2 separate regions of the Homo sapiens genome follow, and region 2 is linked to region 1. Evidence: chromatin loops called from intact Hi-C (ENCODE). Cell type or tissue: PC-9. All regions are shown on one strand.

Region 1 (8,000 bases):
AACCATCAAAGAGATTCGAAAGGAAGTAAGATGGATTTTGTCAATCCCTGCGTATGTCTTCTCTTGAACCACATTTTCTAAGATGTCATTCTTAATTTTATTGCATCTGGGTAAAATGCCTGAACGTGTAATCATTAATTTGTCAACTGGCGAGAGGATGAAGGAAGATGTGTCTTCATGTGTACACTTTGAGGCCTGTTGACTAGCGTTTTGAGGCATTTGTTGAATTAGGCCGTAGGTAGATTCGGAGTTAAGATTTGTTTGCGATGTCAGAAAAGTTACGGCCTGGTAGAAACGGCCAGAGATCAGGAAACAGTTCTGTTATTACCGTTGTCATTGACTAACTGCCTTATCTTGGGCACATTTCTTACCCATTGTAGCTTTGATTTTCCTTATTTGCAACATTAAGATAAACAGATGATGTTTGGGGGTGCTTTCAGTTCGAAAATTCGGTGGCTTTCTTAACTGAAAGATTCTTAGAAATCACAGTGTATATTTTGAGAGGTACTACATAAAAGTGCTCGCAATGTGTGTCTTTATTAAAATTCATTTGGAAAAAACATCTTGGTAGCTAGATCCAGAATGGTTTTATATGATTATTTGAATAGATTTTTAACAATGTATTTTTATGGAGGTATGTATAACCTACCGAAAGATCTTAAGGGTACAATTCAATGACTTTTTATATATGTATATGCCCTGATAACCACACTCAGATCAAGATATGGAACATTTTCAGGCCTTGTATCCTTTCCATTCAGTAAACACATTCCCCCTCCCCAAGGCAACCACAATTCTGACTTCTGTCACCACAGATGAGTTTTGCCTCAAAACAGGACCCTTTTGAGGGTTAAAGGGGCAATACTAACAAACTGAGGATAGCTTGTATGTAAACTTGGAGTTATGGCCGTGTTGGCCATGACCCTTTGCTTTTATAATGATTCTTAGGGTTTTTGTAATCCAGAATAACTTAAAATTCTGTCCTGAGGAACTTCTTAGAAGGTCACTTTTCAGTGGGGGCAATACTTTGCAGGTTACGATTGGTAGTTCTTGGGAGTCCTTATGTTCACAGACAATGGTATTAATCTATGACTTCCCATTTTTAGAATATAGGTACTATATATTTGTAGACAACAGATTTGAAGAATGAATCATGAATTTTCCTAACAAGTTAGAGTTTAAGGTGTCAGTAGATGAATCAGTTTCTTAATGCCTAGAATTTGCTGAGAAAATTGAATGAAAATTGGTTTCTTAAAGTTAAGTGAATTAAGAATGTGTGCGTAAAGCTTTAACAACCTTTTCAATGACAGCAGTTGACTTATATATACAGGATAGTCAGCTGGTTTATCAAATCATTTAAAGTGCAACAATGAAAGCAAAAACAAAAGGTTAACTAAAAATTATGTCAGGTGTGATTAAAAAAATCAGCATGACTAAGATACCTTTTTTTTTTTATTAACCCTCTTTCTAGGAAGGTGGACTTTTAAATATTCTCCACTGAAGCAAATGCTGCAACAATTTGCATTTCCTTCACCAATGTCGTCTTGTGCCTTTTCTTGTTCCTACTGTAAAGGAGATGGGTTAGATGTTGTAAGTGAATTCTTATTTTGTTAGTTCCTAACAAAGGCTTGTGTTTTTTACTGCAAAGATATCTGTGTGATAAAAGTTGGGAATGTTCTAAGGCCTGTGGTGTAGGGATCCATGGGGAATAGTCCACAAAGTTAAAAGGTTTTCTTTTGTGAAATGATTTCGCTGAATAATTCTGTCTTTCCCGTGTTAAGCTAGCCAGCCAACTGACTGACCAGCAACTAAGCTGGATTTGGTCACTCCACCCAAGATTCACAGCCTCATTAGCCAAGAGAGTAATTGATGACTTAGCTATTATTGATACATTGTTTCTTTTTGTGGCTCTTTTTAAATTTCTTGACTTTTATGTGATCAGATTGTTTAATTTAAAATCTATTACATTTTTAAGAGAAGCAACTAAAGAGATACACGAGAAACAAAATACACAATGAAAGGGAATTTCCTTTTTTTGCTGTTTTGTTGTAAACTCAGATTTTTCCTTTTAAAAATGATTGCTGGCTAGGCACAGTGGCTCACGCCTATAATCCCAGCACTTTGGGAGGCTAGGCAAGAGGATCGCTTGAGACCAGGAGTTCGAGGCCAGCCTGGATGAAAGAAAAGGGAGACCCTGTGTCTCCAAAAAAATAAAAAAATTAGCCAGGCGCGGTGGTGGGCACCTATAGTCCCAGCTCTTCAGGAGGCTGAGGTGGGAGGATCCTTTGAGCCCAGGAGTTCGAGGCTGCAGTGAGCTATGATTGCACTGCTGCACTCCAGCCTGGGTAACAGAGTGACACTGTCTCAAAAAACAAACCAACCAACCCAGTATGATTTGCCTATCCATAATCTTCCTGCTTCTGTAGTATACTTTTGCTTTCACAGTGATACCTAGACTGGGTTTAGCTGTGGAATGGTGGTGTAGCAGCAGGTATCATTTAACTCTAAAGTCTGTAGAAAAGATGAACTATACAAACTTCATTGGCTTTTTATTTTGGCGTCATGTTATGTTCACATTAAGTAAATAGATACAGTCCAAAAACCAAAAGGCCATTATTTAGGCAGACATTTTACATCTTTAATATTTTTAATGTTACATTTTTTCTCTTATAATTTTCCAAAATTTTGCTTTCTTGGATTATTTGGCTTATAACCAATATTTTGGAATAACATAAAATAAAAGAACTTGTAATGAGTAAATGATACAACTTCCTTATGGCAGAGTATTTTTCTTTTAGTATATAGCATTCGTTACCTAACTGGGATATTTTGTATTTGAAAATAATATTTCTGTATATACATAGTTATTAAATGGGATAAAAGTGTGTGGGGATTTTGGTTACTTGCGAGATTTTAAACCATTAGAGTTTGGGGAGTGGGATTTTGATAGGAGTCTCCCATTCTTCAGGGGATACTAACCTCATTGGAAAAGAATTTTTTTTTTTTTTTTTTTTTTTTTTTTTTTTTGAGACAGACTTTTACTCTTGTTGCCCAGGCTGGAGTGCAATGGCACGATCATGGCTCACTGCAACCTCTGCCTCCTGGGTTCAAGCAATTCTCCTGCCTCAGCCTCCCAAGTAGCTGGGATTATGGGCATGCACCACCATTCCTGGCTAATTTTGGTATTTTTAGTAAAGATGGGGTTTCACCATGTTGGTCAGGCTAGTCTTGAACTCCTGATCTCAGGTGATCCACCCTCCTTGGCCTCCCAAAGTGCTGGGATTACAGGCATGAGCCCCCGCGCCTCGCGGAAAATGATTTAAAATAGAAAGAATGTGGTCAGGTTGTTGCAGATTCATGTTTAAACTTTTCAAAAGGGGGAGGAAGGATAAGAACACTGACACATTATTAATAGAAAAATCATATGACTTCACTGCATAAGTCTTAATGATTTGATTGTAAACCTTTTCCTCTAACTCAGAGACACCTGAAAACGTGTATGTAATTATTCTTTCTTTTATTCAAGAGGATGTTTATAACCTTATTTAGTTCTCTTTTGTCTTCAGGCAGTCACTCAAGGAATTTATTTAAAAACAAAAAATAGGCCGGGCGCAGTGACTTACACCTGTAATCCCAGCATTTTGGGAGACCAAGGCAGGCAGATCTCTGGAGTCCAGGAGTTTGATACCAGCCTGGACAACATAGGGAAGCCCTGTCTCTACAAAAAAAAAAAAAAAAAAAAAAAAAAAAAAAAAAATTCAGGTGTCTTGGTGCATGCCTGTAGTCTCAGCTACTCGGGAGGCTGAGGCAGGTATATCTCTTGAGCCAGGGAGACAGACGTTGCAGTGGGCTGTGATCACACCCCTTCAGCCTGGTGACATAGCGAGACCCTGTCTCAAAAAAATAAATAAAAACAAAAAAAAAAGTAGTCTGTATATTGTGTGTTAAATGATGTGTTAAGTACCTGTTGAACTCTGTGGTTTGAACAGTTGAGTAACTTCAGTGAGCCAAGCATGTCACTATGCAGAGAGAGGCTATAAGGTGATATTTCCAACATGATGCACAGTACTGTGTGCATTGGGTCTTTTTTTTTTTTTTTAACTGGCATACTGGTCTGGTGCATTGGTTCTTTTTTGATGTTTTTGCTTAGTCTAGAGAAAGGTTAATTATTAAACTGATGTGGGGCAGATAGGGTTGTTAAGTGTCAGTATCTGTTTATCTGGGAAACTTGGGTTCTGTCTGAGATGGTATTTGGAGAGGATCTTAGATGAGAGTTGGAAGGTGGTTTGTTGGCAGTTGAAAGTGTGGGACAGTCACACATTTGGAATGACAACATGAGCTGGGATGAGAAATTTAGCAATTACTAAAATGCCTCAGGAGTTTTTCTTGCTGATATTCAATTTAAAGTGTTAGCCAACAAGTACTCAGATTTGAATTCCAAATTATTATTTTTTATACCCTGAAGAGTTTTTAAAAAAGCATTTGAGGTGGCTACTATGGAATATTTGCTCAGTAGTAAGGCTGCCCATGGGCTGCCACTGGTTCTTCATTTCTGTTCACATTAATTTGCTCCCCAGACTAGAGTGCTTTCCTGTCTCTCAGTTTTTTCTAGTGTTCTTTCTTAAGGATCGGTTCTTCTAAAATATGCTTTTTCTGTGTTAAAAATAGTATATGGTAATTTTGAATTGTAACTTTAAGATACCTTTTGGTCTCATTTTGACTTGCGTCATAAAATAACCCTCTTGGAGTGGTTAGATGGTGATCACACCAATGCACTTAGCATATTGCCTGTCTAGAACATAGTGATATATAATGAGGATATAAATTTTTATTATTAAAAATGTTTATATGTAACAAACCTGCGCATCCTGCACATGTATCCTGGAACTTAAATGAAATCAAATAAAAAAAAAGTATACCAAAATTAGCCAGGTGTGGTGGCGGACACCTGTAGTCCCAGCTGCTTGGGAAGCTGAGGCAGGAGAATTGCTTGAACCCAGGAGGTGGGGGTTGCAGTGAGCTGAGATGACATCACTGCACTCCAGCTTGGGCAACAGAGAGAGACTCTGTAAACGTATGGTTGTGGTAAGTTATATACATATAGCATGAATTGTACCATTTTAACCACTTTTACACGTACAGGTCAGTGGCATTAAGTACATTGACATTGTTGTGTAACCATTACCACCATCCATCTCTAGAACTTTTTTAATCTTCCCAGACTGGAACTCTGTACCCATGAAACAGGGATTCCCCAACTCCCCTCCTCCCACCCTAGACAACCACTGTTCTACTTTCTGTCTTTATGATTTTGACTATTCTAGGTACTTCATCTAAGTGGAATCATACAGTATTTATCCTTTTGTGATTGCCTTAATTCACTTAACATAATGTCTTTAAGGTTCATCCATGTTGTAGCATGTGTCAGAATTTTTTTTGAGGAAGTAAATTATTTGAAAGACTTCCACAGCAGGTAAAGTGGAGGTCAGGTCACAGAATACTGTTTGCTAGGATTTGTTTACCTCCCTTGGAAGAACTCCGTATGTGCCCAGCAGAGCCTAGAGAACCAGGTACCTTGTCCTTAGATACAGTTTGGGCACACTTGCTTATTCGAACAAAAGAAACAGAGCAGATTGTGACAGCAGGGTGGAAGACAAGGAGAACATAAAAGCAAAGGTTGCAGGAGTCCAGGGTAACATTGAGTAAGGAGTAAGGCCTTTTGGGTCTCAGGATGCCATCTTACTGTGTGATCACTGACATTCGTGGTGTGGGCCTGTGTCAAAGCATGTCGTCCAGAACAGTTAACCAAAAAAATATGTGTGTTCAGAATTGTAAATAAGCCTTCACCTATCTGAAAGGCATATTCAGTGACTCAATCCCCAGCTGTTCTGGTTAGTTGAGGTTTTGCCATATTTCACTCTTGTTTCTGTATTGATAGAAAACTAGTACGTGTTTAAAAAGGCTTAATGACTTACATAATAATGATACCACCTAATTAATGCTTTGTATTTTAGATTTGCTGTATCACTTTAATTCTGTATTTGTGAAATATAGATGTCCAATCCTGGTTGGAGAGAAAGCAGGTTTGACAGTTAAGGGTAATAGAGAGTTGAGCAGGTATGTACTTTCAGAATGGTTAAAGAGTTATATTTTCCTCCATTATTATTTTTAATGGCTGTATTAATGTAGTAAATGTGGGATGAGTTTCCTAATACTGTTTGTTACCGGGGGGAGGCCATCTCTTAATTACTGTCCTTTCTTCATGGCAAGGATGTTTTTGACTTTCTGGAAACCATTGAAGAATAGACAGTAAATGTCATGAAGCCTGATTTTTATTGTGCGTTGTGTTACTATTCAATTCTTAAGAATGGTTAGTTGTTTCCTAGAGTTAGTAAGGCTTTTCTGAGAAAGTATCAGTTTCTTTGGCATGATGTTGTCTAATAGAGCATAGAGCCACGGTAGTAAAAGTCAATGGTTAGGGGAGGAGATACAGGGTAGGAGACAGTTGTCTAAACTGGAGTGCCTGGGCTCAAGCACTTCTCCTGCCTCAGCCTCCTGAGTAGCTAGGACTACAGGTGCATGCCCCAGCACCTGGCTAATTTTTTAAAACATTTTTTTTTTGAGACAAAGTTTTGCTCTTGTTGCCCAGGCTGGAGTGCAGCGGTGCAATCTTGGCCACCTCCGCCTCCTGGTTTCAAGTGATTCTACTACCTCAGCCTCCCGAGTAGCTGGGATTACAGGTGCCTGCCACCATGCCTGGCTAATTTTTTGTATTTTTTGGTAGAGACAGGGTTTCATCATGTTGGCCAGGCTGGTCTTGAACCCCTGACCTCAGGCGATCCATCCGCCTTGGCCTCCTAAAGTGCTGAGATTACAGGTGTGAGCCACTGCGCCGGGCCTTTAAAACATTTTTTGTAGAGATGGGGTCTCTCAGTGTTGTCCAACCTGGTCTCAAAACTTCTGGCCTCAAGTGATTCTCTAGCCTCAGCTTCCCAAAGTGCTGGGATTACAGGCATGAGCCACTATGCCCAGCCTGGTTTTCATTTTTATCATTGAGCAAAATGAGCAGGGTTGGGTGGTCTAGCTAAAGATAGAAATTTGAGAAACTTCGGGTGTATTATTGTTGTTATAGGTGTTTATGATGGTATTAAAACATCTGAATCCCTTGATCTCTTAATGTAATTAATATTAATTTAATTTTATTTCTCTTTTAATGTTGGCTTTCCAGTCCTCAATCAAGTTATAGTTGCACTTAAAAATACGTAGTTTTCTTTATCGTTAATATGAATAACACCATATGCAAATTGGGAAACAGGCTTAGATCTTCTCCTAGGCATTATCTGTACCCAGTTTTCCTGTAAGTATTCAATTGGGCTCCTCAATCAACAGAGAAGAGCTTCAAATGACTTTCTTTGTTGTCAGGCTCCATTCTCAGGAATGGCTATGACAAGGGAAGCAGAGGGCTGGGTGGTCTCTTCTGGCCTCCCCTTCTAGGGAGAGTCTTCCTTTTCTGCAGCAAGTGCTTGAGGAGGGCTGCATGATCCCGCAGCCAGTCAGGGCGGTAAGACACAACTGCCCTCACCCTAGCTCCTCTCCTAGCCATTGACTTTTACTCCTGTTTTTGGCTTTCTATTGACTTTGTCTGACAGGAGTGCTTTCCGGAATAGTGTGCTGGTGAAATGTTGGGTTCTCTACAGCCTCCTTCAGAGGATTCCCTGTTCTCCCTATGCCTCGTCTTTTATCTCATTGTGACCTTCATTTTCTCCCAGAGTCCCAGCCCCATCAGGCCTGGACCCACTGTCTAATCTTTGAGCTGCTCCCTAGCCAATCCACTTTGTTCTTTCCCTCTTTCCCTTCTGTGGCCCCGTAAGCCACCTGCAGCCTTCCAGCCAGTGCCTCTCTCTGCTCCTGGATATAGACTACCTTGGAGGAGAATTCAGGTTCTCCAGAAAGACCTGTCTTGAGGCAGACCTTTCTGTCTTTGCCTTCTGTAACCTTTT
Region 2 (8,000 bases), 110 kb after region 1:
TACTATGTATGTAGGAAAATCAAATGAGGGCAGCTACATCAAAATTGTTCTAATGAAAGTATTGAACTTTAAAGCAAAAAATAATACCACGGCTATTTAGGAGAAAGACCAAGTTTCTTATAGAGGAAAGAAAACAAGATTTTCATCAGAGTTATTAACAATGGTTTATGTCAAAAGACAATGGAATGTAATGTACTTAAGAAATGTAATGAAAGAGAAAATATGAGACAGGGATTTTATATCTAGCCAAACTGAACTTCAGATCTAAAGGCTATATGCAAACTGTTACGAACAGGTAAGAACTAAGTAATATTGTTCCCATGAGCCCTTCCTAAGGCGTCCACTAGGGAATGAGCTTCAGCTGAGCAAATTAATGAGGTAACATTAGCATGGGAAATGGTAGTGAAACATTAAATATATGTATAGCTATAGAACTTAAACTAAATGATGGTTGTAAGGGAGACACTGTGGTATATAATAGCTGTATGCTCTGAAAATGTAGTTACATTATTACTATAAAAAATATGGGACAAGAATGGGGAAAACGTGAATAGTTGTATAAGCCCACTAATTGTCTTAAAAAAAAAAACAGCTTTATTGCCATGTAATATAACTATTTAAATGTTAACTGGGAGTAAAAGGATAGTACCTGAAATGAGATGCTGAAGGAGAGAAAACGAAGGGCTTATAGCTAACTTCAGTATTGTTTATAGAAACAACAACAACAAAATAGAAAGTAGTCCAAAAATAGAGAGGACTAAAAGTGTTATATAAAGGTAATCCGTAGAACAAAAATAAGAACCTTTCTATATGACGAAAGAGACTTAGAAAGAGAAACTATATGTGTAAACGGGATAGATCACATAGTAAAAAAAACTACATATACACGAAGTATATAACATTTAACAATATGAAATTTAGGCCATGCATATTAATAATATCAATAAGTGTTACTGGGCATACTCTTTTATTAGAAGTAAACAAATAAATTCAGATTGCCTCATAAAGCAAAATCCACTCTTGTCCTCTGTATAGGAGACATACCTAAGCAGAGAGACTACGAAAAAGTAAAAATAAAAGGACAAAGATGTACAGGCAACTGCCAGTAGAAAAGAAACCAGCTGTCAGTCTTGATAGCTGACAAAGGATACTTTGTAAGAAAAGCAGCTATAGACAGCAATAAAAAGGAGGAGGGTCTGCATACAACCAAGGAGTGGGCTCAGGATATGTTATTGTATGAAAAAAAGAAAAATGTGTACAGACTTGAGGAGGAGGAGAGCTCAAGGATATGATGATACAAATGTGTGTGTGTGAACTTATTTTTTTCAAAATAAAAGAGTAAATCGTTGGCCAGGCGCAGTGGCTCACTCCTGTAATCCCAGCACTTTGGGAGGCCGAGGCGGGTGGATCACGAGGTTAGGAGATCAAGACCATCCTGGCCAACATGGTGAAACCCCATCTCTACGAAAAATACAAAAATTAGCCAACCGTAGTGGTGTGTGCCAGTAATCCCAGCTACTCAGGAGGCTGAGGTAGAAGAACCACTTGGACCCGGGAGGCGGAGGTTGCCGTGAGCTGAGATCGTGCCACTGCACTCCAGCCTGGGCAACAGAGCAAGACTCCGTCTCAAAAAAAAAAAAGAATGAATCATTTAGAAAAAAGTTACCTATGGGGAAAGAAGGGAAAAGAATGAAGGAGGTAGGAATAGAAGCTAAATTTTATGAATGTACCTTATTTTATTTTGTAGATTTGACTTTTGAACCTTGTAAATATTTTATGCAACTAGAAAGCAAAATTAAATGTTTAGAAAGCAATTCCTAAAAATCAAGGAAACCTAACTGTATATGGAGCTTATGGGATAACCACACAAAGAGGAGCTATTTCAGTGACTTAAAAATACAGTAAAATATGAAAGTATGTCCCCAGTTAGGGTTATATATTCTAAGGACAACAATAACAAAAAAAAATGCAAAGAAAAAATCTTAACCTATTTTTAGTAATCCTACTGTTGGTGGTAGACTTAATGTTGTTACTTTGAAATAGTTGTTTGTATATGGTAGGCAAAAGCAAATAAAGAATGAAATGTGTGGCCGGGCGTGGTGGCTCACCCCTGTAATCCCAGCACTTTGGGAGGCTGAGGCAGGCGGATCACAAGGTCAGGAGATCGAGACCATCCTGGCTAACATGGTGAAACCCCGTCTCTGCTAAAAATACAAACAATTAGCCAAGCATGGTGGCGGGCGCCTGTAGTCCCAGCTACTCAGGAGGCTGAGGCAGGAGAATGGCGTGAACCTGGGACAGAGCAAGACTCTGTCTCAAAAAAAAAAAAAAAAAAGAAATGTGTAATTGAGAACTAGGATTTTCAGCGTTATAGAAAGGAAATAGAGCTTAGATGGATGAGTTAAATGAAAGCACTATCTTTCTGAATTTGTATTGGAAGTATTGTGATGTAAGAAGAAGAAGAAATGCATTAACTCTAGACACTGAAAAGGCCGAGAAACACTAACCCAGTGACAATGAGCATGCCCAGGTCTCTAAATACCATTTCCATGGAAATAAACTGGGGCTTCTTGCAGAAGTAGCTGAGTCCTGCACTAGGTCAGGCAATTTCCTAGATGATCCTGGAACATCTTGTCATACCAAAAAGCAAAAAAGTTATCAGTGGCTCTTTACTAGTGTCATGCCAAAAGGTCTCAGGAGCCAACCTGAAGAGACTGCCTCTGGTTGAAGATAGAGTGTCGTAAGGACAACAGCTGTAATGGCTTGAAATGTATTTGTTTTAATGTATGACTTCATAGTGAAATTTTGAAACAAAACCCTCATTAGCCACTCTTGGAAGATGCCTGCCAATCAACTGTTTATTTTAAAGGGTGGTAAATATAGAGAAAGAGTAAAGACAATCAAGTATATGTTCAAAGAAAGCCTTCTTTCTATGAAATCTACCTCAGCATAATCAAATAGTTGATGTAGAGAAATTTTTCTTTATGGAAGTTCTTTGGTTAGTAAATGAAGAAGGAATAATACAATTAGAATATCACCATTGAGCCCGTAATGAATCAGTGCATCTATGTAGTAACCGTTAAAAGCTGCTAATGTCACAAAGGGAGAGACAGCCAGACCATATGTGCCTCTTCATGCTCTTGAGGGAAGGGTATAACTTATTCCACTTGTGAAGTATTCTTTCACCCTCACCACCCCGCAAAGTCTAACCTGAATTTGATCAAGCTTCTAGCTCTAAATACTGATTTATGGCAAATACAGGGAACAGTAGAACAACTGGTCACCACAGGGACGTAACCAATGAAATCAGACTCTAAAAAACTCCATAGAGAACAAAGGCCAGGTCTCAATAAATGTGGAGTAAAAAAAGAGAGAGTAGGGACACGGGAGGGGAGGAAGGAGAAGAAACCTACTGATGAAAAGAAATCAAGGAGACATTTGCAATGCGTGCGTCTCACTTGGGTCCTGATGTAATCAAACAAATTGACAAAACTGTTTATGAGACAATTGGGGAAGTTTGAACATAGACTGGATATTTGATATTAAGGAATTATTGTTAATTTTTTAAAGGTATGATGTTGTTATTGTGGTTTTGTAAGAAAATATTTTCTTTTAGAAATATGTACTAAAATATATATATGGATGAAATTATATGCTATCTGGAATTGTCTTCTAACTGATCCTTGGTTGGGCATGGGTGGAGTGTGAGGGTATAAGCCAGGCATTGGCAAATTATCTGTAAAGGGCAAGATAGTAAATATTTTAGGCTTTACTAGTCATACAATCTCTGTCAAAGCTGCTAAAACCCTACCTTTGTAGTGTGAAAGCAGCCACAGACAATATGTAAACAAATGGGTATGGCCATGTTCCAGTAAAACTTTATTAACAAAAACAGACAGCAGGCTGGATTAAGCCCTCGAGTTGTAGCTTGTAAATCCTGGTTTAGATGAAACAGATTGGCCATGAGGTGACAGTTGTTGACGCCAGGGCACTTAGGATTCATTAGATCATTTTTCTTTTTGTATGTTTGAAAGTTTCCATCATAAAAAATAAAGTAAGGTACCTTCTGGGTAAAATTATAGGAATAGGTAGTTGGGACTATTCTCTTTGTTTTGTATACAACTCTTAATAAACTAACCAGAAAGTAGCTCCATCTAGAGAAGCATTTTTGGTTTTATTTTGTTTTATCTTTTCAAGCTCTCAAGCAGTATGTTGGACTCTTAGATCTTAAAATGTGAAATACCTTTAAACCATCTCCACTGATTTCGGTTTCTCTGCATTCTGTGGCTGGCATTTTGAGTAATCAGTCATTTATTCCCTCATCTAGGCATCAGAGATAAAGTATCTGACTGGGATGAGTTTCTGCGGCAGACCCTGATAGGAGCATGTAGTCCTCCTGTTCCGCTGCTAGAGGGCGTGAGTATTACTACATGCCACATCAGCATGGAAAACCCATCTGATCTTTCAAAGAATCTTAAAATCGGTTGCTTATTTACCACTCTGAAGAAAATAAACGTTATTATTAGAGACATAGGCATAGGTATTGGGAAGTTTAAACTTACCCTCAGAGGTTGCAAACTGGTGGCTTGCTTAGTGCCTAAATATTTTCTGAATTAGTTGCTAACACATAAAAAATCTAATTTCCCAGATTCTTTTATACAGTTGGAAAATAGGACCTTCTGAGGGCTTTCACTCTGAAACTGAGCAGAGGTCGATTCTGCTTGAGGGTGGACATTTGTAACTCCCACACCAGGTGACTTGGAGTCCCCCCAACCCACCCTTTTTTTTTTTTTTTTTTGCTTGGAACACATTGGATCTATTGCACTTCTGCCTTCCACCTGCTTTTCAGCAGTCCTTTTAAATTAGTGTGGCCTTTAAGCTTGTTAGTGAATATAGATCTCTTGATTTTGTGAAATGGATTTATTGGTTATGACATTTCTAAGTTATATCTTGTCACTTTCTGTCATACTGGTAAAATTATTTGTGGCATATGTGAAATGCAATGTATGAAGGTTCCCATCCCTCTACTTCCTTGCCAACACTTGTTATCTTTTTTATTATAGCTGACTAAGTGGGTATGAAGTGGCATCTCATTTTGATTTACATTTCTGTAATGACTGTTGATGTTGAGTATGTTTTTTTGTGCTTATGGGCCATTTCTGTATCCTTTTTGGAGACATTTCTTTGCCCATTTTTAAATTGGGTTGTCTTTTTATTATTGAGTTGAATGTATTATGCATTCAAAATATACATGCATTTCAAAATATTGAAAATATGTTTTCCCATTCTATGGTTTGTCTTTTTATTGTTTGCAGCGTAAACATTTTTTATTTTGATATAATCCAGATTATCTTTTTTTCTTTTGTTGCTTGTGCTTTTGGTATCATATCTAAGAAGGCTTTGCTTAACCCAAGGTCAAGAAGATTTACTCCTGTATTTTCTAAGAGTTTTATGGTTACATTTACTTCTGTCATCCATTCACATTCCCTTTTAAATTTTGATTGGTGAATACTCTATTTCAAACTGGTTTTTATTTTTTATACTCTGACTCATTTATTTATGCTTAGCCAGGGCCTTATACATACTAAAAACTCAGTAACATTTTAATGAATGGATGAATTGATAAACTATTCTACTCTTTTTTGACCATGACTCTGCCATGCTGACTTTTAGCTCTAAATCTTTTCCTCCACTTTTTCATATGTCCCTTTGCATATCTGGATATGTAAGTGTCACAGAGCAGTTTTTACTAGGAAAAAAATGTAAGGTTGTGTATTAGAAATGATTAAGTGATAACTTGATAATGAATTTCTTTTCTTTATTGTAGTTTTTAATATACTTCTAGATAGTGAGAGTTAAACTTTTCCTTTCCATCACTGTAATCAAAAGCTTTTACTCTGTTCATTTGAACATTGTTGTGACATCAATAAAAAACCAGAAACAACTGAAATACTATCTGTAGGTAACTGGATAAATTATTGCCCATTTACAATGTAAAATATCATAAAATACTATAAAACATGAGGAAGAGTTATATGTGCTATTATAGAAAGATACCTATGATGTACTAAATGAAGAACAAATTAAGAAACAGTATACAGTGTTTCCATTTTTCAAAAAATAGGAACAGACAGACTGGCAGAGGTGGATATTGACTTGTATGGAGAAAAAGAGTGTATGCCAAAGTGTTTCTTGTGGTTCTTTCTTTGAGGTGGGATTACAGGTGACTTTGACTTTGACTTTTGTTTGATTTTTTCTCTTTAATGATGATGATGGTATTTTGATATTTGCTTTTTTTAAATTTTTAAATTTTTTATAAAGACAGAATCTTGCTCTGTTGCCTAGGCTAGAGTGCAGTGGCATGATCTTGGCTCACCATAACCTCTGCCTCCTGGGTTCAAGTGATTCTTCTGCCTCAGCCTCTCAAGTAGCTGGGACTACAGGTGCCTACCACCATGCCCGACTAATTTTTGTATTTTTAGTAGAGACGGGGTTTCACCATGTTGGCCACACTGGTCTCGAACTCCTGACCTCAAGTGATCTGCCCACCTCAGCTTCCCAAAGTACTGGGATTACAGGTGTGAGCCACCATGCCTGGACCATATTTGTTTTATAATAGATGAGGAATGATGATATTTTAAAAATTCTTACTAAATGAAACTACATAACATAGTCCTAGAGATAGAGATGTGTTAGAGTAATTTTACTGCATTATAGGTAGATTTTCTTTAAGATAAACATTTTCATATCTCCTAGAAATAATACTGTAAGAGGCTTGTATGATGATAGACAATTTAGTGTCACTGGCTTTTGAATGGGTAAAAAATACAAAGGCTGGTTTGAGATCATTTATAAGTTGGCTTTTCAAAAATATTATGTTAATTTCTCTTACTGGGTTGTTTTACTTTTTAATCCTACAGCTCCGTAATGGGAGGAATCCTTTAGATCTCATTGCTCCAGGATCCAGACTAGAATGTCAAGCTTTCCAGGACTCTTTAAGCACTTGGATTGTTACTGTAGTAGAAAACATTGGAGGAAGGCTGAAGCTACGTTATGAAGGACTTGAAAGTTCTGACAATTATGAACATTGGTTGTATTACTTGGATCCATTTCTTCATCACGTTGGTTGGGCTGCTCAACAGGGATATGAGCTTCAGCCCCCTTCAGGTGAAGAGTAATAGGACATTTTTCTTCTGTGACATTAACATGCTATGTTATTAATATCTATGAGGCTGAAAAAATATATTCTGCATATTATGAAAACCTTTGTTAGTTCTCATAATAGAGCTATTACAAAACAGTTTATATGGAGTTGTTAAATTAAGTGCCTATTTTTCTTTTTTGTTGTTGTTCTGCTTTTGGTTTTTGTTTTGTTTTGTTTTGTTTTTTGAGACAGAGTCTTGCTCTGTTACCCAGGCTGGAGTGCAGTGTCATGATCTCAGCTCACTGCAACCTCCGCCTCCCGGGTTCAAGCGATTCTTGTGCCTCAGCCTCCCCAGTAGCTAGGATTACAGGCACATGCCACCACACCCGGCTAATTTTTGTATTTGTAGTAGAGATGGGGTTTCACCATGTTGGCCAGTCTGGTCTCGAGCTCTTGACCTCAAGTGATCCGCCCACCTCAGCCTCCCGTAATGCTGGGATTACAGGCGTGAGACACCGTACCTGGCCAAGTGCCTACTTTTCTTTTCTTTTTATTGCTTTTATAATTTACCACACATATTGATATACCTCATAGACTACTGTGCCAACCCATACTGACCCTTGACCAAGATAAAATAAAAAATTATCTAGGGAGCATTTAGCTAGGTACATAGAAAATTGGGTCACAGCAAATTGTTGATTAAAAGAAATACCAATAATATTGGTATTTCTAGAGTTACTGTTTAAATCAATTTGCATTTATTATTATGTGCCCCAATTTGGATGTTATATTACAATTTTATGGATTACAACAATCATTATGATCTTACTGTAGGTATTTTCATAGAGCCAAGCTG

Evidence for each region. Hi-C counts contacts between places; a loop is a spot of excess contacts. Peaks named below come from ENCODE experiments on the same cell type or tissue, not always from the same donor. Only the 100,000 strongest peaks of a DNase experiment are listed, where the experiment ranks them.
Region 2: it touches region 1 in a loop (2.2-fold over the local background); 17 of 110 quality-filtered maps call a loop at or near these places.

What each region holds. Positions count from the first base shown.
Region 1 is chr3:53,036,726-53,044,725 of GRCh38, reverse strand. The region is part of intron 1 of SFMBT1 (Scm like with four mbt domains 1); the gene reads left to right. Among named protein-coding and RNA genes, the nearest start is that of SFMBT1, 5.3 kb to the left of the region's middle. RefSeq lists an enhancer at 7,651-7,820. In PC-9, no CTCF peak of the experiment used is centred here; DNase peaks (open chromatin) are centred at 4,015 and 4,245; H3K4me3 peaks cover 1,087 bases; H3K27ac peaks cover 828 bases.
Region 2 is chr3:52,931,229-52,939,228 of GRCh38, reverse strand. SFMBT1 (Scm like with four mbt domains 1) reads left to right here. Exons shown (of 21, transcript NM_016329.4): 5 at 4,328-4,416; 6 at 6,921-7,167. Among named protein-coding and RNA genes, the nearest start is that of STIMATE-MUSTN1, 38 kb to the right of the region's middle. RefSeq lists a silencer at 4,202-4,496 and an enhancer at 5,601-5,770. In PC-9, a CTCF peak has its summit at 4,415; no DNase peak of the experiment used is centred here.